Linked DNA regions of Homo sapiens: regions 2, 3, 4, 5 and 6 are each linked to region 1. Evidence: chromatin loops called from intact Hi-C (ENCODE). Cell type or tissue: heart left ventricle. All regions are shown on one strand. Region 1 overlaps TMTC1 (transmembrane O-mannosyltransferase targeting cadherins 1). Region 2 overlaps LINC02386 (long intergenic non-protein coding RNA 2386). Region 3 overlaps TMTC1 (transmembrane O-mannosyltransferase targeting cadherins 1). Region 4 overlaps TMTC1 (transmembrane O-mannosyltransferase targeting cadherins 1). Region 5 overlaps LOC105369715 (a long non-coding RNA gene). Region 6 overlaps TMTC1 (transmembrane O-mannosyltransferase targeting cadherins 1).

What was found. A loop is a pair of places that touch in the nucleus more often than their neighbours do. Peaks named below come from ENCODE experiments on the same cell type or tissue, not always from the same donor. Only the 100,000 strongest peaks of a DNase experiment are listed, where the experiment ranks them.
Region 2: it touches region 1 in a loop (7-fold over the local background); 13 of 110 quality-filtered maps call a loop at or near these places.
Region 3: it touches region 1 in a loop (2.0-fold over the local background); 45 of 110 quality-filtered maps call a loop at or near these places.
Region 4: a loop joins it to region 1, with 2.2 times the contacts of the local background. A loop is called at or near these places in 11 of 110 quality-filtered maps.
Region 5: a loop joins it to region 1, with 2.4 times the contacts of the local background. A loop is called at or near these places in 26 of 110 quality-filtered maps.
Region 6: it touches region 1 in a loop (2.0-fold over the local background); 3 of 110 quality-filtered maps call a loop at or near these places.

What each region holds. Positions count from the first base shown.
Region 1 is chr12:29,550,931-29,554,930 of GRCh38, reverse strand. The region is part of intron 10 of TMTC1 (transmembrane O-mannosyltransferase targeting cadherins 1); the gene reads left to right. The region is part of intron 5 of LOC105369714 (a long non-coding RNA gene); the gene reads right to left. Among named protein-coding and RNA genes, the nearest start is that of OVCH1, 55 kb to the right of the region's middle. In heart left ventricle, a CTCF peak has its summit at 2,408 (motif pointing left); a DNase peak (open chromatin) is centred at 2,400; H3K27ac peaks cover 233 bases.
Region 2 is chr12:30,284,732-30,288,731 of GRCh38, reverse strand. LINC02386 (long intergenic non-protein coding RNA 2386) reads left to right here. Exons shown (of 5, transcript NR_183469.1): 2 at 269-323. Among named protein-coding and RNA genes, the nearest start is that of LINC02386, 10 kb to the left of the region's middle. In heart left ventricle, a CTCF peak has its summit at 2,204; no DNase peak of the experiment used is centred here.
Region 3 is chr12:29,772,634-29,776,633 of GRCh38, reverse strand. The region is part of intron 1 of TMTC1 (transmembrane O-mannosyltransferase targeting cadherins 1); the gene reads left to right. Among named protein-coding and RNA genes, the nearest start is that of TMTC1, 9.3 kb to the left of the region's middle. In heart left ventricle, no CTCF peak of the experiment used is centred here; no DNase peak of the experiment used is centred here.
Region 4 is chr12:29,732,791-29,736,790 of GRCh38, reverse strand. All of the region lies in intron 5 of TMTC1 (transmembrane O-mannosyltransferase targeting cadherins 1), which reads left to right. Among named protein-coding and RNA genes, the nearest start is that of TMTC1, 49 kb to the left of the region's middle. RefSeq lists an enhancer at 2,903-4,000. In heart left ventricle, no CTCF peak of the experiment used is centred here; no DNase peak of the experiment used is centred here; H3K27ac peaks cover 2,209 bases.
Region 5 is chr12:29,888,173-29,892,172 of GRCh38, reverse strand. All of the region lies in intron 4 of LOC105369715 (a long non-coding RNA gene), which reads left to right. LOC105369716 (a long non-coding RNA gene) reads right to left here. Exons shown (of 3, transcript XR_931477.2): 3 at 1,610-1,723. Among named protein-coding and RNA genes, the nearest start is that of TMTC1, 110 kb to the right of the region's middle. In heart left ventricle, a CTCF peak has its summit at 2,258 (motif pointing right); no DNase peak of the experiment used is centred here.
Region 6 is chr12:29,663,433-29,667,432 of GRCh38, reverse strand. All of the region lies in intron 5 of TMTC1 (transmembrane O-mannosyltransferase targeting cadherins 1), which reads left to right. Among named protein-coding and RNA genes, the nearest start is that of TMTC1, 120 kb to the left of the region's middle. In heart left ventricle, no CTCF peak of the experiment used is centred here; no DNase peak of the experiment used is centred here.

The DNA.
Region 1 (4,000 bases):
TGAAAGACTGAGGAGAATATAGACTAGAAAATAAAACACATTCGGTGTGCTTCTTTATATGTATATTTTATTTCATGTATATATTTGAGACAGAGTCTTGCTCATTCACCCAGGCTAGAGTTCAGTGGTGTTATTATGGCTCGCTGCAACCTCTGCCTCCCAGACTCAAGTAGGTGGGACTATAGGCATGCCCCCCCATGGCTGGCTAAGCTTTTTGTATTTTTTGTAGAAGTGGGGTTTTGCCATGTCACCCAGGCCGGTCTCAAACTCCTGGGCTAAAACAATCCATCTGCCTCAGCCTCCCAAAGTACCGGGATTATAGGCATGAGACACTGTGTCTGGCCTGCTTCTTTGCATATGTATAGCACAATATAGGTTTTAATTATCGTTAAGTCTACAATTTGTAATTTTCTTTGACCCACCTTAATACACTGCTCTGCTTTTTCTTACTTTTAGTCTTGCTAAAGACTCGCTAACGTCTTGCTAAAAGTAAGAACATTCAACAGTCCTTTTCCATGCCCAAATCCCTACTAACAGTGATATTAAAACTAATTGTGTATTAAAAAAAAAACAAGAAAGGAAAAACAACTGATAATGAAGACAAGTGTACAACTGTGGTGGAAAAAATATTTTAGTTCTAAGAGGCTCTTTTTAAAAATAGCAAATCAAACAGTGTGACAAAAATTAGATCTACTTATTGTAGATAGCTAGATACAGATCATTATCATGTTGTTATTTCACTCTGCTACTTTTATGAGCACGTATTTCTTTATGTGAAGTTCTAAGGATTTGTGTTTTAATAAGTCATTGTTGCATCTGTATATGTCCTCCTTAAGAGCCCAAATAACGTACTGGTTATATAAAATCCTGTAAATGTCTTTTGGGGTACCTGGATTATATAGCGCTACATTCAAAAATCATATAGATGAGTATTTTACCCATAGAAGCCAAATATAAAGGCTTGGCTACAAAATGGCGTTTCTTGTTAGGAATGCTATTCTACAGTTATGATCATAATATGGTGCTGAATTTGGCTCTAATTGAAAATAATGGCAGATATTCTTATAAGTTTCATTTTGCTAAGACCTGAGCAAAAGATGGATGCTCTAACTTTCCTTTTTCAATTTTCATCTTATCACTGCTAACATCTTAAATTAGTACATGTGAGTTAAAAATGCATTTTGGAACTTGGCAATGGCTACTTTTCACAGTAAGAGGAGTTATTGGGTAACCAACACAGGATTTTTTACCCCTTCTCTTTTTCAGTAAAAATCAATTCTTGATGATGATCCAAATCAACAACAATGCTTTACATTTGTATAAGACTTTACTGTTTCCTGAGTGCCTTTTTTTTCATGATGCCCTTACAATGAGTCTTTACAGTGAATAGGAAAGAAGAGAAAACAAGCTCCTAAGAAGTTAACAGAGGTCCAAACAAGTTATCCTTGTTTACCTCCTCTTGCCTGTTACACCATAGAGCCAAGTGGCTGTATCTCAGCATAGGTCAGTCATAGAATTCAGTAGATTAAAATAATGATAAGAGCTAACTCTGAAAAGCTTTCCAGTTTACAGATAAGTTTCTTTTAATATTCATTATTTAATCTTTAAAACGATCTATTAGGAGATATATTGCCTTCCTCATCCCCATTTTACCGGTGAGGAAACCAAAGTTCAGAGGTTTTATGTGACCTTGGCTCAGGCCATGGCAGAGCCAGGATTGAATCCCTACCCTTGAACTCCTTTTCCTGTTCACTTTCCATTACCCACGTGCCCAAATAGCTTTCCAATCCAAACATTACATAATATTAGACTGTTTAATGGCATGCAATTGCCTTTTGGGAGAAAGGACCACCCTGCATCTCTCTTAAAGAAACAGCAAATTTGATTTCCATCACCCTGAAGTTATGTTGCTAAGTAACAGAGAGAGATGACCCAGAAAATAGCACTTAGATAACTGAGCTTTATTTCTGCTTACCTTAATACATTTCTGAGCCATAGCAATGGGTCAAAGGCAAGAAGAGGATAAAAACACTTTCAATTTGATTTGACTTAATCTGTTTTACTATTTATTCACTTTAAGATGTACACAATATTGATTTCTCCATTGAGTTAACTTTTGAGTTATTGAGTTAACTTTAAAAAATTGTATCCTTCTTTATAACCTGGAACTTAATGCTCATTCTGAGAATCCAAGTTATCTCTTTAGATGTGAACAGTTTATATTTGATAATCCCTGAGAGGAAGCACTATCATTATTCCTGTTTGATTAATAAGGAAACTAAGATTTGGAGAAAATAAGTAACATGCCAAAGTCCTTTAGTAAGGAAATAGAAGACACAGAATGGAACCTAGACCTGCTCTAGCCCTTCTGCCCCTAACCACCGCACTCTACTGCCTCCTTGTGGCCCACCTGAAAACTGGGCTACAGCCTGCAGCATCACTGCCCAGTAGAAATGAGAGCCATACATGTAATTTACATTTTTTTAGGTAGCCAGATTTTAAAACATTTTAAAAAGTGAAATTATTTTTAATAATATTTATTTAACCCTAATGTATTCAAATTATTTTAGCATGTGATTAATATTAAAACATAATTTTTAAAATTTAATGTGAGAAATTGAAAATATTACTGAGATGGTGTGCATTCTTTTTTTTTTAAATGAAATATTTGGAATGCAATGTGTGCTTTACACTTACAGCACATCTCAGGACAGCCATATTTCAAGTGTTCAGTAGCCACATGTAATTTGTGGCTACTATATTGTACAACACAGATGTTTATTAATAACCTTGACTTCGAAAGAAATATGAGTCTTTGTCCAGGCCAGAAGCTCTAAATAAGACGTGACTCTATCAGAGCATCCAAGGCAATCTTATAGCAACTCATTTGAATTCTTGGAATTATATGACAGACGGCTTCAGACCCATTCATAGCAGCAGACTTCACTGAGTGTTATCCAAATATATCTGGCCCCTTTTATGACCATTTCACTGGACTTTGCAGCTAATATGTCATGATGCTGTGCAGCACATTTACAGTGTGAGAGGTTGATAAGAAGCAGCTTTCCATGCCAGCATTCTTAATTTATATTAATTCTTGTTGGCTTTGGTTAGAATTTAAAATGTCAAAAAAAAAAAAAAAAGAAGAAAGAAAATAGGCAAGATTAGCATGAACTTTTTATGGATGAACAGAGCGGAAGTCCCTGATGGCTCAACAGAATATAATAGAATATTTAAATTCAGGATATGGGAAAAATATTTCTGTGAATGCTCTGTTAAAATAGCTGTTGGTGTTTATTACTGAAATGGAATATAAAAAGAACTTCTTGAAGAACCATGTCATACCTCCCTTATTGCCAAAACTACCTTTTGTTCACATAATAGAATATGAGTGTTAGGTAGGTATTACAATAAATCTTATAATCAAAACTCAGGGGAAAATGTAATGGAATGTCCAATAATTGAACTATATAGCAGATGAATTTGATAACAGGATATATTTGATTTACTTTAGTCTGATCCTTTAGAAAATTGAATATCTAAAAAATATTAGGAGGCAGAAATAAGGGTAACCATTATCTTTTAAGTGCTAGGGATATGTTTCCTAATACCTTTGGCACTAGCCACACAAACTTTTATTTCATAAAAAGGAAGTTGATACATTCAAGATAGTAGTTTTTCTCTACCTTTTAACTGAAGCCCCGGAGAGTAGACAATGCCAGCCACATGGATAAAGAAAACTTTTTAACACCCTTACTACCACATTAGTATACCAGCTTCAGATGAGCATTTTCTGCATCCTCCTCTTAGCATGAAATTCTATCCCCCACTCTGCACCCCTGTGGTAGTGACCTGTTCCCTCCACCTTTAGTTACTTCTAGTCCCAATCCCATTACACTTGCTCCCCTTCATCTTTGTCCAAATCATGTTTGTTTCTCTCTAGCTCTGTCTCCCTGCTCTTTTTTTTTTTTTTTTTTTTTTTTTTTTTTTTTTTTTTGAG
Region 2 (4,000 bases), 730 kb before region 1:
CAATTGATTAGAAAAAGTGAGAAGAGGGACCAAGGACCGGGAAGCTTATAGGATCACACCAGGTTTCAGGCTGGAAAGTGGAGCCCAGTTGAGTAGAGTGGGGGTAATGGAGCACTTTAGGACATGATGGATTGGGAAGTTCTTTACATATCTAAGTGGAAAAGTCTTGGAAGCTTTAAGATGTACTAGAGCTCTGTGAGGGTAGGAGATACAGATTTTGTAGTCATCAGCTTACAAATGAATGATTGAAGCCATACTCTCACTTCAGGAGAGAATAACCAGAGGAAGGGCTGAAAATCCTGGAGAACACCAACATTAACAAGGTGAGCTAAACGAATTCAGAGATGGGGTAGAGTGAAAATTAAATGGAAGAGTGTGCTATAGAGATAGCACAATGATTAAGAACTTGGTCTTTGAAGTCAGGTCACCTGAATACTAGTTTCCTTATAGGTAAATAAGAATAAAAACAATATCTATCCACTCATGAAAAGAAAATCCTCAACAAATAAGAAACAGGAGGGAACTTCACCAACATGATAAAAAAAATCTGTGAAAACCCTACAGCTAACATATTTCACATGGTGAAAGACTGAATATTATCCCCCTTAGATTGAGAACAAGATAAAGATGATAATGTTTATCAGTCTATTCAGCACCTACTAAGGTTCTAGTCAGGGCAATTAGGCAATGAATCTATAAAAGGATTCAGATTAGAAAGGAGGAAGTAAAGTTATCTTATTCACAAATGACATGATCTTATACATAGAAAATCTGAAGGAATCCACTTAAGAAAACCCCTAGAATTAATAAATGAGTTCAGAAAGTTCACAAAATAAACATACAAAAATCAATTGTATTTATATACACCGGCAATGAAGACTCGAAAATAAAATTAAGAAAATTATTTCATTCACAACAGCATCAAAAAGAATAAACTATTAGGAACAAATATAACAAAAGCAAGGTGTGTATACTAAGAACTTCAAAACATTGCTGAAAGAAATTAAAGACAAGTAAATGGAAAGGCATCCCACATTTATGGATTAGAAGACTAAATATTATTAACGTGGCAATACTCCCCAAATTCTTACAGGTTCAATCCAATGCCTGTCTAAATCCCAGCTGGCTTTTCTGCAGAAATTGATGAGCTGATCCTAAAATTTATATGGAAATGCAAAAGACAGAGTAACCAAAGCCATCCTGAAAAAGAACAGGATTGAAAGACTTATGCTAATTTCAAAACTTACTACAAAGATAAGGTAATACAGAGAGTATGGTACTAGCATAAGGACAGATGTATTGGTCAATGGAATATAATTGAAAGCCCAGAAATAACCCCTTTCATTTTCAGTCAATTGATTTTTGATGAAGGTGTCAAGAAAATTAAATGGGAAAGAAAATCTATTTTCAACAGATGGTGCTGGGGCAATTGAATATCCATCTGCAAAAAATTAATTTGGGTCCCTACCTAACACCATACACAAAAATTAGCTAAAACAGATCGCAGACCTGAATGTAAGGACTAAAACTATAAACCTCTTAGAAGAAAACATACTAGTAAATCTTTGTGATCTTGGGTTAGGCAAAGATTTCTTAGACACAGCATCCAAAACACAAGTGAGAAAAGAAAAACAACCCAGCAAATTAAACGTAAGCCAAATTACAAATTTTACACATCAAAAGACACGGTCAGGAAAGTGAAAGACAACCTACAAAAGGGAAGAAATAAGTCAGATATCTAATAAGTGACATATCCAGAAGGACTCTTCCAATCCAATATTAAAAGATAATCCAATTTAAAAATGGGCAAAATACTTTGAATAGACACTTCTCTAAAGAAGATATGACCAATAAGCACATTTAAAAATGCTCAACACTATTGTTACTAGCAAAATGCAAATCAAAACCACAATATCACTTCACACCCACTAGATTGACTATAAACAATAAGACAACAATAAGATAACAAGTGTTGGAGAGGATGTGAAAAAATCAAAACTCTCATACATTGCTGGTGGGAATGTAAAATGGTGTAGCCAATTTTTTGGAAAATAGTATGATAATTTCTCAAAATGTTAAATATAGAATTGCCTTAAACCCAGCAATTTCACTTCTAGGTATCTACACCCAAGGGAAATGAAAACATATGTCCAACCAAAATCTTTTAGGTAAATGTCCATAGTAGCACTATTCTCAAGAACCAACAGATGGAGACAAACCCAACGCCTACCAACTGGTGAATGGAGAAAGACATGTAGTATACCTATACAATAAAATACTGTTTACAATAAAAAGGAAGTTCTGATACATGCTCCACAGCATTGATATACCTCAAAAACATAATGCTTCTTGAAAGAGGTCAGACACAAAAGAACACATATTGAAACAGAATCACCTAATACATATACAGAGAAAAATAGATTAGTGGTTGCCTAGGGCTGAGTTGAGAATGATAAGTGACTCAATGGGCACAGGTTTTCTTTCTGGGATGAGGAGAATGTTCTAAAAGTAGATTTTGGTGATGGTTGCACACTTCTATAAACACACTAAATATACTAAAAATAATTGAATTGCACACTTAAAATGGGTGAATTTTATGGTATATAAATTATACCTTAATAAAGCCGTTAATTTTTTAAAAGTTTTAAAATTATAATATTTATCCCTAGCACCAAGATTGTGGTCTCCAAATACCACCTACCACTAAAAAATCCCCAAAACTTCTTGGAGAAATTGCTGATTTCAGGTCTGAGCCAGAAATGCATAAGATAAGCCTAGAACACATTGTCACTCTAGATGGCAAGGACTCTATCAAAGATTGTTAGAATGATATCAACAAGTCTCAAGAGGAAATTTAAAGGGACTCATTCTGACCAAATATAGGATATTTTATACATTGATAAGGATAATAATTGGAATGGATAGAAATACGTCAAATATGCTTAAATTTCTGCATTCATAATAATTATTTTTTAAAAATAAAAGTCATCGCAATCGTAGGATATAAATGAGACAAGACATCATTTTGAAAAAAATATTGAAAAGAAAAATTCAACTATCTGGTCTTTTCTATATAAATTGTACAACTGGGTAAAACAATAATTTATAAAAAGCAGTATCTACAGTATGACAGCCAATAAATAAAGAAGGAATGATATAATAATGCCATTATTTTTCAATTCATAATTGATCAATGGATGCTAACATCACCAAAAGAAGACAGTTAGACATTACATTTCTCCTGATGGAAGAGCCTAGCACAGTTTTTTTTGCCCTGCTCTTCAAATCCAACCTGAATTTGATCAAATCTTTGGATCAAACTATTAATTTATAGTAAATACAGAGAACAGAAGAAAGTGAGGGAAAAGTTAAAGAACTTCATGAGCATACAGTCAGGAAAATCCAAACTCTGAGACATGGCATAGTGAGGATGTATTTAGCGAAATCCAAAATATAGGAAAACAACCTGGTTTCTTCAATAAACAAATTGCAAGGGAGAAAAAGAAGAGATGAAAGGAGAAGCCTGTAGATCAAAAAAAGTTCAAAGACAAGCAATCATAAAGTGGGATTTTATTTGGATCCTGATTCAAGCAAGCAAAAATATATAAAATTAATGGATATTTAGAGATAACAGGATCCAATAACAGGATATTTGATATTAAAGAATAGTTATGCTGAGTGGTTGGCTTAATGATGGTATTATGATTATGTTTTTTTTTTTAGTTTTTTTTTCCCTGGGTGTGGTGCCTCATGCCTGAAATTCCAGCACTTTGGGAGGCCAAGTTGCGGCGGGAGGATTGCTTGAGGCCAGGAGTTTGAGACCAGCCTGAGCACAACAGCAAGACCCCATCTTTACAAAAATAAAAATAAAAAGTTAGTCAGGTGTGGTGTAGTCCTAGCTAGTCGGGAGGCTGAGAAAGGAGAACTGCTTGACCCTGGCAGGAGATTGATGCTGCAGTGACCTATGATCACGCCATTGCACTCCAACCTGGGTGACAGA
Region 3 (4,000 bases), 220 kb before region 1:
CCTGGCTTGCAAAGTAGGGACTCAAGATTTATCATTGAAAGAAGGAATATTATTTGTCAATTAAAAATGAATTAATTTTTTAAAGAATGAATAAATCCTTTTTGTGACTGCTCAGATTTTTCAGGTAAATACTAAGGTAAGGCTACATGATTATAATGTAGAGAAAAAGTCTGCTTGGTTTACTTTTTCACTAATTTACCTTTGTTCTTTCTTTCTCAAAGAGAAAAGTGGAGGCAGACTAGGAATTTCCTCAGATGTATACAGAGGATACCAATGGGTTCTGTTTACTGAGAGATTCTGAAAGGGATGACTTTGAATTTCTATTGGAACTTGCTGGAACTGTAACTCTGTGTAGAGAATGAAGATCTGTAGCGCTTTTGGATCTTACTCTTCTTAGGTGGCAGGTTGCAGCACAAATGGTTGGTGGATGCTTGCTGCAAAGTTCAAGGTGAGAAACAGCAGCTGTACCTTCAAAACCCAGAATTATAGGGGGTTCTCACTACACTCCAATCTCAGGTTCCTAAGATTCATCCATGCCTATGCTTTCTATAAGGAATGGCCTTGTTGGATCAAATGGAGTACAAGTACCTGAAAATATGTTATCAGAGAAACTAACATGACAGTGATTTTTTTCTGGTCTTCGTGCTGGATTCTTGGGAGGAAACTTCTGATCCCTTGGAATTTCCCAAGTGAGAGGAGTTTCTTTATTATTCATGATGGACTCCTGGGATCACACCTAAGTTTATGCTAAGGAGGAGTTGACTCATGGTGGGCTCCTAGATGGTTATAGGGTGAGGGCTGGCTGTGGTGTAAAGACCAATTATATGATTAGAGGGTTGGGGCTGTGAGGCATGTGATATCACTCCTATATCTCAACCTCCTAGGAGGGAAGAGGGGCTGAAAATTGAATTGTTGTGTGGTCAGTGATTTCAATCAATTGTGCCTACATACTGGGACCCCCAATAAAAACTCTGGACACTGAAGTTTGCTTGAACTTCCCTGGTAGGTAATCATACCTTGATGTGCTAGGAGGGTGAAGCATCCTGAAGAAATAGAACATTTATGCTCAGGGCCCTCCTGGACCTTGTCCCGTAGGTTTCTTCCTTTGATTGGTCCTGACTTGTATCCTTTATAAGAAAACTATAGCCATAAGTATAGGGGTTACTCGATTTCTCTGAGTTGTTCTAATGAATGATCGAACCTGAGGGAGTTGTGGGAGGCCCTGATTATGTAGCCAGTTGGTCAGAAGTACTGGTGGCCTGAGGAACTTGTGGCTGATGTCTGAAGTGTGAGGAGTTTTGTGGACGACTTTGCCCTCAACTGGGAGTTTTTGTTAATTCTGGGAAGTTGATGTCAGAACTGCATTACAATCAGGCACTCCACCAAACACCAAACACACATTTAAAAAAAAATGCTAAAAATTGACAGCTCAGTTAAAACTAAAATATTTGGCCTTGGTCTGTCATAATTTTTATTATTTGCTGGCTCTCTTTTTGAGGATTTTCTTCCGGGACTTGCTACCTTCCAGATATATTTACTGATCTTCCTGCCTTCAGTTTTCTTACCCTTTCTTTAGTACAGTTATTACTCTAATAACTGTACTATTACTCTAGTACTAATGTAACAGTGACAATAACCTCCCTTCCCATGGGGCAGCTTTCCTGTGGGGCAGCTTCCTCATAGCCAGATAAGGATGTGATGCCTTGAACTCAAATCAAAGCCATGAATTTTGCTTCAGCTGCAGAGTATCAATCTCCCCTCTGGACTGTTGTTTGCATTGGTGCCTGGGAGCTACATCATTTTGTACTTCAGATACATTAAGCAATAATGATTTGCTGATTTATTCCTGGTACTGAAGGGAATGCAGAAGAAGAGCAACCAAAATGATTGAGGGCCAAAGGGATTTTTGCCTTAGAGGAGAAATGAGAAGAACCAGATGTTGTTATTTATTGGTTGAATGATCTAAGAAGACTATGGAAACCTCTTATAAGCATTTGAGATCTGTAATGATGGCAAGAGGTTGGGAAAAAGAAAGATGAACAGTAATAGAGGAATACAGGAGAATGTGCTGTGTGCTTAGCATTGGGCTGTGGAAACCCATGCTGAAAGTGTTGGAGAACCCAACACTGGAGACACCAGAAACAGATAATAAAGGGTTACTTTTAATTTTTGGTTTTCCCTGGTTTGTATTTCTTTGGAAAAGAATGTACTCTATTCTTTGTGTTACTGCTGAGAAATCTGGGCTTTTCTGGAAAGCTGGGCAATACTAGCAGCCTTCCCTTAAGCTTTGAAACCTGTCTCTCATTGTTCTGAGTATCACCTGACTTTGAATCACCTGGGTTGCTTGGGGGCCGATCTCTGGGCCCTAGTTTAGATCTGCTGCCTTGGAATATCTTGGGATGGGATCGGAGAATCAACAATTGTAGCTACCACACCAGATGATTAAGACAGTTGAGAACCACTGGGACTCATGGGGGCCCATGTTTAATGAGGTTGAGATGCTAAAATCTCCCTGGCATAATGTAGAGAAAGGAACGCAAAGGCTTATTGAGATAGGAATGCTGGCATGCGTTTATCACATGCCACCTGCACACACACACACACACACTCATGTCTCCACTGTATTCCCAGAGAGGGCCAGATGACTTTCCCTTTTTTGAGGCATTGAGAATTACATTGGTGAAGGAGCACCTGCAACTTCGAGAAGCTCTTTGGTGGATCTCTTCTGTAGGCCAGGTGTGATGTAGGAGATGCTGCCATTGAGGTGGACTTTCTGACTTCATGGGGTGATAGGTTCCTGGAGTACCAAAGACCAAGTGGCAGAGCTTAGCTGCCAAAGACAAGGTGAATGCCTTGATCATGATGGGCCTCTGGGACACAGTGATAATCAGAATGTTTTGACCTGCAGCGATCATTGGTGGTGGCTTATTAATCATATTGTCCCTAGGAATGAAGTAGATGGGCAGCCCTCTAAAATTTTGCTAAAATTTATTCCAGGAAAACTCCAGCTTCAGGGCCAGGAATCAGGCTTGGGTCACCACATGTAGAGTCATGATGTCTTACCCAGTTTGCAGACCTATGCCAGTTCCTTGAGGTAGAGCCATTTGATTGACATGGAGTTGGGGTCCTTTTGAGGAAGGACTCTAGTCCTTCTCTGCTGTGTGTCTCTGTTTCACAAATACAGACTGTTACTGTTTTGTTTTGTTTTGTTTTTCCTAAATCAGAGCTATTGTCAAAGAAGAAACTTAAAAGACAGTGATGGGGTTTATCTTAAGCTCCAGGCTGTGGGAGTGAGGAAGCAGAGGGCAGCCAACAACTCTTTCTTCTCCCTTTCTCTCCACCCCACAACCCCCTTTGGTGCCAGATTTTGTGACCCCATACCCTTTCCTGGGAAGGGATATGGCATGCTGCAAACCAGCTTATCTGAGAACTCACGGCCTTACATTTCTGGGAAGTTTTACAGGAAGGCAGAGTGAGTTCAGATGGAGAAGGGGCGATTTGGGTTCATATTTGTGGAACTCTGGAAGGTTTTCAGATAGTGAGAGATGGCTATTAAGATTATTTCCAAAAATATTATTTTATTTCCTACTGCTTGGCCTAGTTTTAAATGAAGAATGAAGGCTACACCAAATAAAATGAGAGATTCTTGAAGTCAAAGGGAAAGATGATCTTTTCCAATTGCAACTTAATGTAAGTTCAGTAAATTTTCATTTAGAATCTATTGTATGCTGAGTGAGATGGATACAATGACAAAAAGAAATTAGTTTCCTATAGTGTATGAAAAACGTTTGAGGAATATAGTTAATGAGTTTTTTAAAAAATTGGTTAAATACTTTCAAAGGGGTACATTCAGGGTGATATAGAACCTGAGATGTTCTTTTTAGATGGTATTTCATGTGGGTTGTCATTATACTTCTTTGTGGACATTTCTGGTTATCCAAGCAACTGATATAATTTTAAATCTTTAAATGTGTACTAGCTTCAGTGTTACCTCCTACTT
Region 4 (4,000 bases), 180 kb before region 1:
GTTGCACGTAGTCATGGTGGCGCACTAGTGAGTCACTAGCTTTTTATTTTTGTTTTTTAAGAGAGAGAATTTAGGCCGGGCCTGGTGGCTTACGCCTGTAATCCCAGCACTTTGGGAGGCCGAGGTGGGCGGATCACAAGGTCAGGAGTTTAAGACCAGCCTGGCCAACATGGCAAAACCCTGTCTCTACTAAAAATACAAAAATTAGCCGGGCGTGGTGGTGGGCACCTGTAATCCCCCCTACTCAGGAGGCTGAGGCAGGAGAATCACTTGAACCTGGGAGACGGAGGTTGCAGTGAGCCCAGATCGCGCCACTGCACTCCAGCCTGGGCGACCAAATAAGACTCTGTCTTAAAAAAAAGAGAGAGAGAGAGAATTTAAGTAAGGAAAAGGTTACTTTTCTTTATTTCTCCTTTTTTTGTTCTGAATAAATTTAAGTTATTCAGGGGAGTATGAAAAAATAATGTGATAAACATCCATATTCCTATTGAGTCATACTTTTTCCGGTCCTTTTTTTTTTTTTTTTTTTGGCTTTACCTAAGGAGTGAAACTACGGGTGGAGCTCAAGTCTACCTTAACATAGCCTTTGGTCCCATTGCCTTTGCTGTCTCCTCAGGGGCAATGCCTGCCCTGGGCTTTCTGTATATTGGCTGCTTTCTGAGCCCATAACGATCTCATGTAAATTATGCTTCACCCTTAGTTAATCTGGTCATACAGTTGATTTCCCCAGAGAGAATGGACTGGACGATCTATGTGGCCAGGAAGAAAATGTACCCACAGGAATCCTCAGGTGTCATCTTGTCTTAATCTCCTCAACCTACAGTCTGTAATAGACCCGAGGAGACTCTACAAATCCGAAGTAACCCAGAGAGAACTACTTTTCCCAAGCCCCAAATTATGCAAGGCTGACTCAGAGATTTGTCTTTTTTGTTCGTACATTGTTTTCACCTACGGCAACACCTGCTACACGGTTGATGCTTAGCTGGAGGTAGGTGGATGTGGCCCTCCCAACCTCCTACTTGGTCCGGAAGCTGCATCTGCACCAACAGTGACTCTTAGCAATACCCAATGTACATTGTGAGGCTTTGAACTCAAGTTAAAAATGCAGTCTTCCTTCCGTGCCTGTCAACATTGATGCTAGAGTATTTTATGAAATGGCCCTGCTTCAGTGAGTATACTTTCACAAGAATTTATTAAACACCTATTACATAATGAGGTAATAGTTTTACTGTATATAATCCTGGATTCCAATAAATAATTCTGCAGAATATATTGAGCATAATTAGTAATACAGCTGACATTTATTGAGTGACTACTATATTTGCCTACTCTTTTCAACACTTTATGTAAATTAACTCACTTAATCCTTATAACGACTCTATGTGCTTGGTGCCATTCTTATCTGCATTTTGCAACTTCAGTAAGGGAGCCATGGGGAGGATAAGTAATTTGCCCTGCAAAAATGCAGCTAATAATGGAGAACCTGGAAATCAGGCCCCTGCAGCATGGCTCCTGAGTCTTAATTCACTCTGTTTTTCCTGTGCAAGCAGAAAGCTTGTTTTGATGGGAAATCTAATAACTTTAAAAAGTGATCAGTTTAAGGATAGCACCTACTTAAAGAATGCAGAGGACTCTGTGTCTTCATGCAGGTCTATATGCTGAATGTGTGTTGCTGTTTTCTTCTATCATGTGCTTTACCTCTGCTCACCTAATCCAGGTTCAGCTTAGTTCTGCGGTTGAATGTGAACACGGTTGGCATATGCTTAGTTGTTTAATGGTTAGATATTTTTAACTAGTGTAGAAGAAGCTAACGCTTGTAACAGAAGCCAGATACTAGTGAGAAGCAGAGTTCACACACACAGATTCAGCACGTTATGTTCTGACTATATTTATACAGAGTTGGAATAGATCCAGCAGTCCCAGGCAATCACTTTAATCAGTTAAAAGTGGCAATAGATGGTCTTGAAGCCGAAGGAGTCATGCCTCCTGGAAATATTTACCGTAACAGCTTCTGTTCCAAAAAGGAAAAGAAGAAAATAAAAACTCTAAATAACCAACTACTGAAATTAAAGCAAAATTAAGTTATTATTTTAAATGAGCTTTTTGAAAAATCGCTAGTGTGGCAGCCCAATAGGAAAGGCATGAGAAATGTGGTATATTCTTAAAGTATTTTGCTCAGGTATTTTAAAAATATGATTCTATATGTGGATCTATCTGTGTCTATATATAGGCATCCTCCGTTTGGTTTGTAGAACTGTCAAAATAACTTATGATCGTCTGGCTTATGGACACAGGTTATCCACCTGCTTACTGCAGCAGCCCAAAGGCAGAGCATGCCAAATGGTGGGACATGCAGGGAGAAGGACTGGTATCCGGGAAGGGTCAGGAGTTCATCCATATTAGGAGTTCTTGTGTCTCCTAGAACCCACTTGAAAAAATCAGAGCATACCAGTTATTCTTCAGGTTAGTAAATGCGTGTGACCTTTATTAGAGACAGGCAAACTCAGCAGGGTATTTCAGGAGAAATAAATTATCCCTGTGAATAATTTGTACTTTCCTGGAAATTAAGAGACATGTGGAAATGTAAGAAGACAAAAGGCAGTATTGAATTAGGAAAAAGAGAATCATAGTTTAAGTAGATACCTTTTGTCTGCTCAGTGGGAAAGCAGTGTGCCAACATCTATTTTAGGACACATTCTGTACCTGGGCAAAGTAAAAGAGAATGGGGAGTATTGCATTATGAAAAGGCACAAAGACCTAAGCAGTAATATCAGAAGCAAGACATTTTCCCCAGTAAAGTCTTGGATGTAGGTCTTCAAAGAAAAACAGATAAACAACTTCAAGTGCATTAATATGTTGTGGAAACTGCAATGAAAAAATAATGGCCTTGCATTGTCAAAGCAAAGACATGGGAAGCTTAGCAAGTAAAACAATAAAATGAGCAGAGCGATATTGAAACAGGTGAAGAAAAGAGCATGATGTGTTGAGTTCAGAAAAATTATTGATGGCACAGAAATGGAGAGAAAGACTGATGAGTGAATAGAGAAGTAGCTCATAAGAGATTCAAGCTCACACTGAGGCATAAAGCCAACCTGACTGCAAATTTTGTCAGGTTGCAGCTAGGAGAGTGACAAGGCAGAATGTGTTCAGAAGATGGAAATTTTTATCAAAAGCTGTTAATTCTAGAAGGAATATTGGAGATAAGAGTGTGGTGAACAGCTGGCACTTTAGCCTGACTTGTATAGCCTCCCTATGTCACTAAAATGGCTGTCAGCTCTTTGGTGTTAGGCATAAAAATAATGTGATAATAAGTGAACAACTTTTTAGAGGATGTTAAGGATTTCCCTTCATTATGGCTTTTATGTTAACCAAGGGCATTCTCATAGGTGATTAAGTCACATCAGGTAGGCCCTAGGCCTGGGTCTGACCCACGCAGTTACCCCCTCAGGATTCTGAGAAGGTGAGAAAGGAGGACGTGAAGGAGGCTCTGTGGAGCCAGACTGCCTACTTCCGCCACCCACACCATCTGTGACTCAGCAAGTTACTCAACCTTTCTAGACCTCAGTTTCCTTATGGGCAAAATGAGACTAATGTAACATCTCTCTCATAGGATTGTTATGATGATTAAAGCAGGTAATGCCCAGGGCTTGACATCTCATGTTCCATATTTTGCATGGGAGAAAATTGAGTTCAGAGAAAAGAACTTGTCAAAAGTAACACATGCAGTCACTATTTGAATCCAGGTCTTTCTTGAGCCAAGTCCACGTTCACTGTACTGGGAAGCTCAGTATATATAGGAGAAGGTACTGGAACATTGTTGGAAACCTACAGCTGAGTATAGAGGTGAGAGGCTTTATCCTGGAGGCCCTCGAGCATAATGAAATTATGTGGATAAGAGACCAGTTCCAATCTGTGTTGTTGGACTGACTTTAAATGGCATGAGAAGCCTGCATAAAGGGGATGTGGGGAGTGGCCTCCTCCCTCTGGACAGGGTGATGGG
Region 5 (4,000 bases), 340 kb before region 1:
TAAGAATGCAATATGTAAGTCTTATTGGCACCAATTTTTAATTAATTTCCTAGGACATAAAATTATAGTGTTTTTTGTAACTGATGGTTTCTTATATTTAATGATACCTGCTACTTGTGTATTAGATGGTAATAAATACCCTGGAGAACACTAAAGCATAGAATAGCAAATGCCGAGTAGGCGGTTTGTAATTTTAATCAGGGAAAGCAGAAAAACCCATTGAGAACATGACATTTAAATAAGACTTGAAGAGAGACTGCACTGTGCAGACAGCTGAGAAAAGAGTATTTTAGGGAGGGTGAACAACCAGTGCAAAGGCCCTAAGCAGGATCATATCTGGCTCATTTGAAAAACAGCAAGGAGCGAAGTAGTAGGAGGTGAGGTTGAAAGCTCATGGGGTACCACCTTACATGAACCTTGTAGAGGATTGTAAAGATGTATTTTAAGATTATATGGCCAGACGCGGAGGCTCACGCCTGTAATCCCAGCACTTTGGGAGGCCAAGGTAGGTGGATCACGAGGTCAGGAGTTTGAGACCGGCCTGGCCAATATGGTGAAACCCCGTCTTTACTAAAAATACAAAAATTAGCCAAGCGTGGTGGTGCGCACCTGTAGTCCCAGGTACTTGGGAGGCTGAGGCAGGAGAATCACTTGAACCCGGGAGGCAGAGGTTGCAGTGAACAGAGATCATGCCACTGCAGCCCAGCCTGGTGACAGAGCAAGACTCTGTCTCAAAAAAAAAAAAAAAAAAAAGATTATAAGTGTATTCACATTTGTACTAAGTTAGGAATCCATTTGAGAATTTTGAGCAGAGGAGTAATATGATCTGGCTTACATTTTTAAAGGATCCTTGCAGTTGCTAAGACATAGAAAAACACTGAAGGGAGGCAAAGACAGAATCAGGGAGAATAGTTAAGAGGCTGTCATAATCCAGGAGGGAATGATGGTAGCTTGAACCAGTGTGGCAGTGTTGTGAAGTTCATCAGAAGTGACTGGATTCGTGACTCATTTTGAAAGTAAATCCAAAAGATTTTACTTACGGATAATTTGGATAATAATAATAAAAAAAAGAAGCAAGGTGACTTCAAGGATTTTCATCTTAGCAACTAGATGAAATTGGCATTAACTGAGATAGGGAAGACAACCAGAGGAACAGGTTTGGTGAGACTCTCAGGAGTTCATCTTTTTTTTAAAATTAATTAATGTATTTATTTATTTTTGAGACAGAGTCTCGCTCTGACACCAGGCTGGAGTGCAGTGGCACGATCTTGGCTCACTGCAACCTCCGCCTCCCAGGTTCAAGCGATTCTCCTGCCTCAACCTCCCGAGTAGCTGGGACTACAAGTGCACGCCACCACGCCCAGCTAATTTTTGTATTTTTAGTAGAGATGGGGTTTCACCATCAAAACACCCTAAGTATGTGATGCGTTTGTCAGACATCCAAAGGAAGATGTCATGTAGGCAATCAGATACATGAAACTGGACCTCTCGCCACCAGTCCTTTGCCAAAATTTTCCCAGTCAGTCATGTATGTATTGGCTGGAGTGTGTCCTCTTGTCGTTTCTTCAAAATGAATAACTTTTCCATTAGATCTCACCTTCCTGTGAGCAATGCTTCACTGAGCTCTTACATATTCAAAGCCATCTGGTAATACCATGTCCTGGAGAGAATGTCATCAATAGGATCTATCAATCGCAGGTTGCCATGTAAATTGGTACAGCCGCTGTGGAAAATAGTTTGGTAACATATTTTAATATTGAACATTTACAAACCCTATTAGCCAGCAATTCCATGCCTACATTTATATTCAAGAGAAAATCTTAACAAATTTATCAGAAGACATGAACAAGAATATTCATAACAACATTGTTACAGTGGCAAAAGCTGGAGATTATCTAAAAGCTTTTCAACAAAAGAATGAATAAATTAAGCTATACTCCCATAATGAAATTTTATATAGCATCAAAATGAATGATCTACAGCTAAACTCAACAATATGAACCAATCAGCAATGTTCCATGTTTCATCTCTTCTAACGTGCAGTTTTTCTTATAGCATCTTAGAATTCTGAGCTGACTTGTAAGGACTTTTTTCTTTATTACTGGTTGTGCCACTTATTAAGAGATTGCCTCTCAGCTCCAAATTCACCTTCCATAATCGGCTGTTTGATGTAACGCATGAGACTGCAGGCAGGAGACTGCAAATTCAGATGTGTGCTTTGCCAACTGACTCCATGAAGACTTTCGTCAATAGGGGGCGCCAGAGGAGACTGCCTTGCTAGAGAAGGAAGAAGGATTTGCTCTTCCTGTTCCTGTGACCTCCATCCCTGCCAATCTTTCTTCACAGCAGCAGTGGCAGTTCATTCCCACAGCAGCAGCTGAATCAGCTTGTAATTCTTCCATTATTTACAGAACCAGTGTGGTAACACTCCACCTCAGAGGCCTGGGTCCCAGCCTTAGGAAGGCCCCTCCTCTGGGGTCAGGCACCAGCAGCAATTGGGCAGTGCCTCCTCAGACATCTGAGTTTCAGCCCCACAGGGGCCCTTTTCTAAGTTTATCCCTTAGTTTCCTTTGTTTTCTAAGCCATAGGGGATGATAGCTCCTTCTTCTATGATACCTTAGAGTTCTCTTTTTGCCCTTTCAGTGGATAACAACCTTATACCTAGTACTGGTGTTTTATATAAAATTTCTCTGCTCAAGTAACTGGTGTGGTTTCTAACTATTGTGATGATATATAAAATAATTGTGTTTCTTGTAATGGATGCAGTAGTAGATTTGAAGTTTCAGAAGGTCCTATGTAGCAAAATAACTTTTGCAAGAAGTTAAAACAAATTTTAAAAACTATATATTTTAGGAACACACATGCACATACACATGATTGAGGTTGGCGCTGACCTCTGATGTAGGGAGGCAGAGAGATAGGGCATGATGGAGGGGCCCGTGGGTAGGCATGTTAGTATAATATTCTGGTTCTAGTAGTTGGGGCCATGAGTTTATCATGTTATTGAGAGGTGACAACGTGGTAGCAGCCCTCCCTTGCTCTTGGCACCTCCTCGGCTTCTGCGTCCACTCTGGCCGCGCTGGAGGAGCCCTTCAGCCCGCCGCTGCGCTGTCGGGATCCCTCTCTGGGGCTGACCCAGGCTGGAGCCGGCTCCCTCTGCTCACTGGGAGGTGTGGAGAGAGAGGCGCGGGCGGGAGCCCAGGCTGCGCACAGCGCTGGTGGGCTGGGGGGGGTTCCGGGTGGGCTATGGGCTTGGTGGACCCCGCACTGGGCACAGCCTGCTGGTGCCTGCTGGGCCCCATGTGTGGACCACTGTTCCCTCTTCACGGGGCCGTTGGCCACGATGGCGGGTCTCCATCTCTTTCTCCCTTCCCCTCTTTTCCTCTTGTTTGTCTGTGAGGAGCTCCCTCTGGGCTGCCAAAGTGCCTGGGCTAGGTGCCGCAAAGTCCGGCAAGTGTCAGTGAGAGGTGAAGCCGGCTGGACTTCTGGGACTGGTGGGGACTTGGAGAACTTTTCTGTCTAGCTAAAGGATTATAAATGCACCAATCAGCACTCTGTGCTAGCTAAAGGATTATAAACGCACTAATCAGCACTCTTGTGTCCAGCTAAAGGTTTGTAAATGCACCAATCAGCACTCTGTCAAAGCAGACCAATCAGCTCTCTGTAAAACAGACCAATCAGCTCTCTATAAAATGGACCAATTGGCTCTCTGTAAAATGGACCAATCAGCAGGATGTGGGTGGGGCAAGTTAAGGGAATAAAAGCAGGCCAGCCGTGCCAACAGCAGTAACCCTTTGGGTTTCCTTCCATGCCGTGGAAGCTTTGATCTTTTGCTTGCAATACGTTTTGCTGTTGCTCGCTCTTTGGGTCTGTGCTTCCTCTGTGAGCTGTAACACTCACCTAGGTGGTCTACAGCTTCACTCCTGAAGCCAGCGAGACCACAAACCCCCCTGGAAGGAATGAGCAACTCCAGACGAACTGTCTTTAAGCATTGTAACAC
Region 6 (4,000 bases), 110 kb before region 1:
GGAAGTAACTTGAATTCAGAGTTTAAAATTTCTGGAAGGAAAATTTATCATAGCCTTAGAATGGGGTATTGAAGGTCAGTCTGAGTTTCTGAGTAGATAGAACTGAAATATGCATCATTGTTTTCTTAGAATAGTGAGCTCCTTTCCTTCAGAATCTTTATTTGAATATCAAAGGAGACATCAAAGGTTGTTCGACTCCTCCATGGAATGCCTTTGCCTATTAAGGTTTAGACGAGGCACTTCATGGGTTCAAGGAAAGTACATTAAAGAGAGAACCCATAAACACTTAAGTTTCCTTTATTGTTAAGTGTCAAAAGACACTTAAAATTCTTTTGTTGTTTTTGTTAAGCTTTTGCTTTTTTTCTGATGTGAGCTGTGTCTTTGCTATATTCTGATCAACTGAGAAATCTTTTTTCTTGAGTTTCAAAGAGAAGCAGTAAATCTGCATTTCTGTTGAAAAAGCTCTGATTCCAAAACATTTTTTTGATCTGAATATGTGACTCTTTACTAATTTCCTTTTTGCGTTGAAAGAGCAAAGGAAGTTAAGTCAATTAAGATTGATGTTCTAGAAGAAATTTCATATATCACTGTTTATGATTTGTTGCTATAATGTTAAACAGTTACAATTCATTGTATCTGAGATGTTTGCTACCTGGAGCTGACATTTAGGCAAAAATTATCAGGTGTTTATAGATTCTGAGAACAGCTGGAAAGACTAATTTCATATCTTCATTGAAATCATTAGTATTCCGGGTAAGGGAAATGGCACTATTACCATTTCCAGTGGAAAGTGGTTTTTCTCTTCCAACTTGCTGCCACATTCCAAACTGTGAGCACTTTTATTTTGTACCCTGATCTACCACGAGAGGGTAAGGAAAACACAGAAAAAGAAAAGGGGTAGGCCGGGTGTGGTGGCTCACACCTGTAATCCCAGCACTTTGGGAGGCAGAGGCGGGTGGATCACGAGGTCAGGAGATCGAGACCATCCTGGCTAACACAGTGAAACCCCGTCTCTACTAAAAATACAACAACAACAACAAAAAAAAAATTAGCCAGGCATGGTGGTAGTCCCAGCTACTCAGGAGGCTGAGGCAGGAAAATGGCATGAACCCAGGAAGCGGAGCTTGCAGTGAGCCGAGATTGTGCCACTGCACTCCAGCCTGGGTGACAGAGCGAGACTCCGTCTCCAAAAAAAAAAAAAAAAGAAAAAAGAAAAAAAGAAAGAAAAGAAAAGGGGTAGATGTTTACAATTTGATTTGGCTCAGTAAGCATTTATTGATCATCTTGCTATATGTGTTAAAAATATTCAAATAACACTTGTTAAAGCACTGTAAGGAAAACCTTAAGGTGAGGATGGGTCTGTTGCAATTGATACGGAGACCACTGTGATGGAATTTTGCAGTAGTGGAGAGAGTTGGGGCTTAACTCTGAATATAGCATGGACAAGTGGGAATTTATAGCCAGTGAGCAGGGTGTGGTGGGTTGGGGGGGCATCAGTGGATGGAAAATTACTAAGAGAAAACATCATGAATAAGGGAGAATTCTGGCTAAATAGACCTAACAGGATTATTCCTAAAGATAGGCCAGGGTGATGAGACATCTCCTGGGAGACGGTGGAGGATGAAAAACTTGATTAGATATTGACAGTGATCAGCTCTGATGGTGGGGGTTTCTGGCTAAACTGATTTAGCGGGATTCTCGCTAAGACTGGATTTTACAAGAAAGTACACAGATGGGCCTAGGAGAAGGTTCAGGAACCTGACTAGGTTTTGGTCAAACAAAGAAACTTTGTCATATGATCAATTATTTATTGACGTGATAATTCTGTGTTAACAAAGGTCATTGATTTATAATAAGCATTTATTTAGTTCTCAAGATTATGGGTGGGTAGATGATTATGGTTGGCTGGTTGTTCTGATCTCTGCTAATATCTCTCAATAGGATTTGAGGACCAAGTAACTATGGATGGTAAACTTGACCTTTATTTGAACATGATATACTGGGATGGTGGATGTGAGTAGTCAGAAAATTTGGGTATGTGGGAGCGTAGATTAGGGAATTTACTATGGCTAACCTTAGTCTTTTGCTTTTATTTGGCAAGAATCAGAAGTTGTTACAAATACTGTTTTACAATGCCAATAACCTTGATGCCAATACCCTCGATTAATGTTCAACTGTTTTTTCATATGCAACTTCAAATTTTGAAGGGCCTCCTCCAGGTGAAGGGTCAACTAATATTTGACTTTTCACGAATCCCTTGACATTCCTTTCTCTTTTTTTTTGAAATTGGGTAGTTTCTTCGTTTTTCCTTCGTCAGTTTTGGTGTCATCAGTTGGTGAGAACATCCAAGGATCACAATATTTTAGACCTAAAACTGACCCTGAGACCATTTGGTCTAACATTCATTAATAAAGGAAGGAAGTAAAGCTCAGGTAGATTTATTTTACATCATGTGACAAGTTAGATGGGATCAGAGGAATAGAACCCTGGACCCTTAGTTCTCATTCTGTTGGTTTCATCAGTGGTCTGGTTTTGTTGTTGACATGTTCTCTGGCTTTGCAAGGAAAAGAATGGAGAACTTGACTGGAATTAGAAAAAAATAGTAATAGCATTTACATAGTAAATTGTATTTGAAGACAATTTTAGGTACTTTATCTTATAGTTGCAATGAATAGCTGAGAGAATCTGATGTCATAGTTAAGTATTATTTCCAGTTTTATGTTCTCCTCCTTTAGAAGAAAGAAATTATAATGTTCTTCCTCATGGAATTGTTGTAAGTGGTGAATAAGTTACTACACTCAAATCACTTAGATTAGTGTCTGGGACATATTAGTTGTTGCTATTTTTATTATTGCTGTTAATAGTATTGTTATTGAGTGTTGTTATTTGGTTCTACTTCACAGATCGTGTGTATTGGACTGATGGGGAAAGTTTGTTTATTTTTGGTGTGGGTAGGGGAAGAGGAAAAGATGCAGAGAATTTAGCCCTTAGAGTGCTCCTGTCTGAGCTTAGGGATCTCAGCCTCTGACCTAGTGTTTACCAAAAAAGAGGGCCATGTTATTTTGGGTTACTTTCTCATTTACTATTGGTCAACAACTAGAAATAGAAATCTTGAAGAGGTCATCTTTTTTTTTCGTCCACTGCTCTCTTTACCAATTTAGGCTTTCATTACATTGGGATGCTACATTTTATTTTATTTTATTTTTTTTATTTTTTTATTTTTTTATTTTTTATTTTTATTTTTTTGAGACGGAGTCTCGCTCTGTCGCCCAGGCTGGAGTGCAGTGGCGGGATCTCGGCTCACTGCAAGCTCCGCCTCCCGGGTTCACGCCATTCTCCTTCCTCAGCCTCCCAAGTAGCTGGGACTACAGGCGCCCGCCACTACGCCCGGCTAATTTTTTGTATTTTTAGTAGAGACGGGGTTTCACCGTTTTAGCCGGGATGGTCTCGATCTCCTGACCTCGTGATCCGCCGCTACATTTTAACAATAAATTATTTGGTGCCTTTAGCTTCTTGAGAAATGGACTTTCTCAGGAAACCAGGGGACACTTTACAAATATGACTCAGTGAAATAGCCATCATAGCAAGCTTTCAGAGAAACAAAATATGGAGAATTGGCTGGGTGTGGTGGCTCACGCCTGTAATCCCAGCACTTTGAGAGGCCGAGGTGGGTGGATCACCTGAGGTCAGGAGTTTGAGACCAGCCTGGCCAACATGGCGAAACCCTGTCTCTACTAAAAGTACAAATATTAGCCAGGCATGGTGGCGGGCTCCTGTAATCCTAGCTACTCATGAGGATGAGGCAGGAGAATAGCTTGAACCCGGGAGGCAGAAGTTGCAGTGAGCTGAGATCACGCCACTACACTCTAGCCTGGGCGACAAGAGTAAGACTCTGTTTCAGAAAAAAGAAAAGGAAAATTTACCTAAAAATATCCTAAACTTTGTGGTTTGTTGTTCTATAGAAAGGAAAACCACTGCTAATTTTTCCACTATGTTAAAA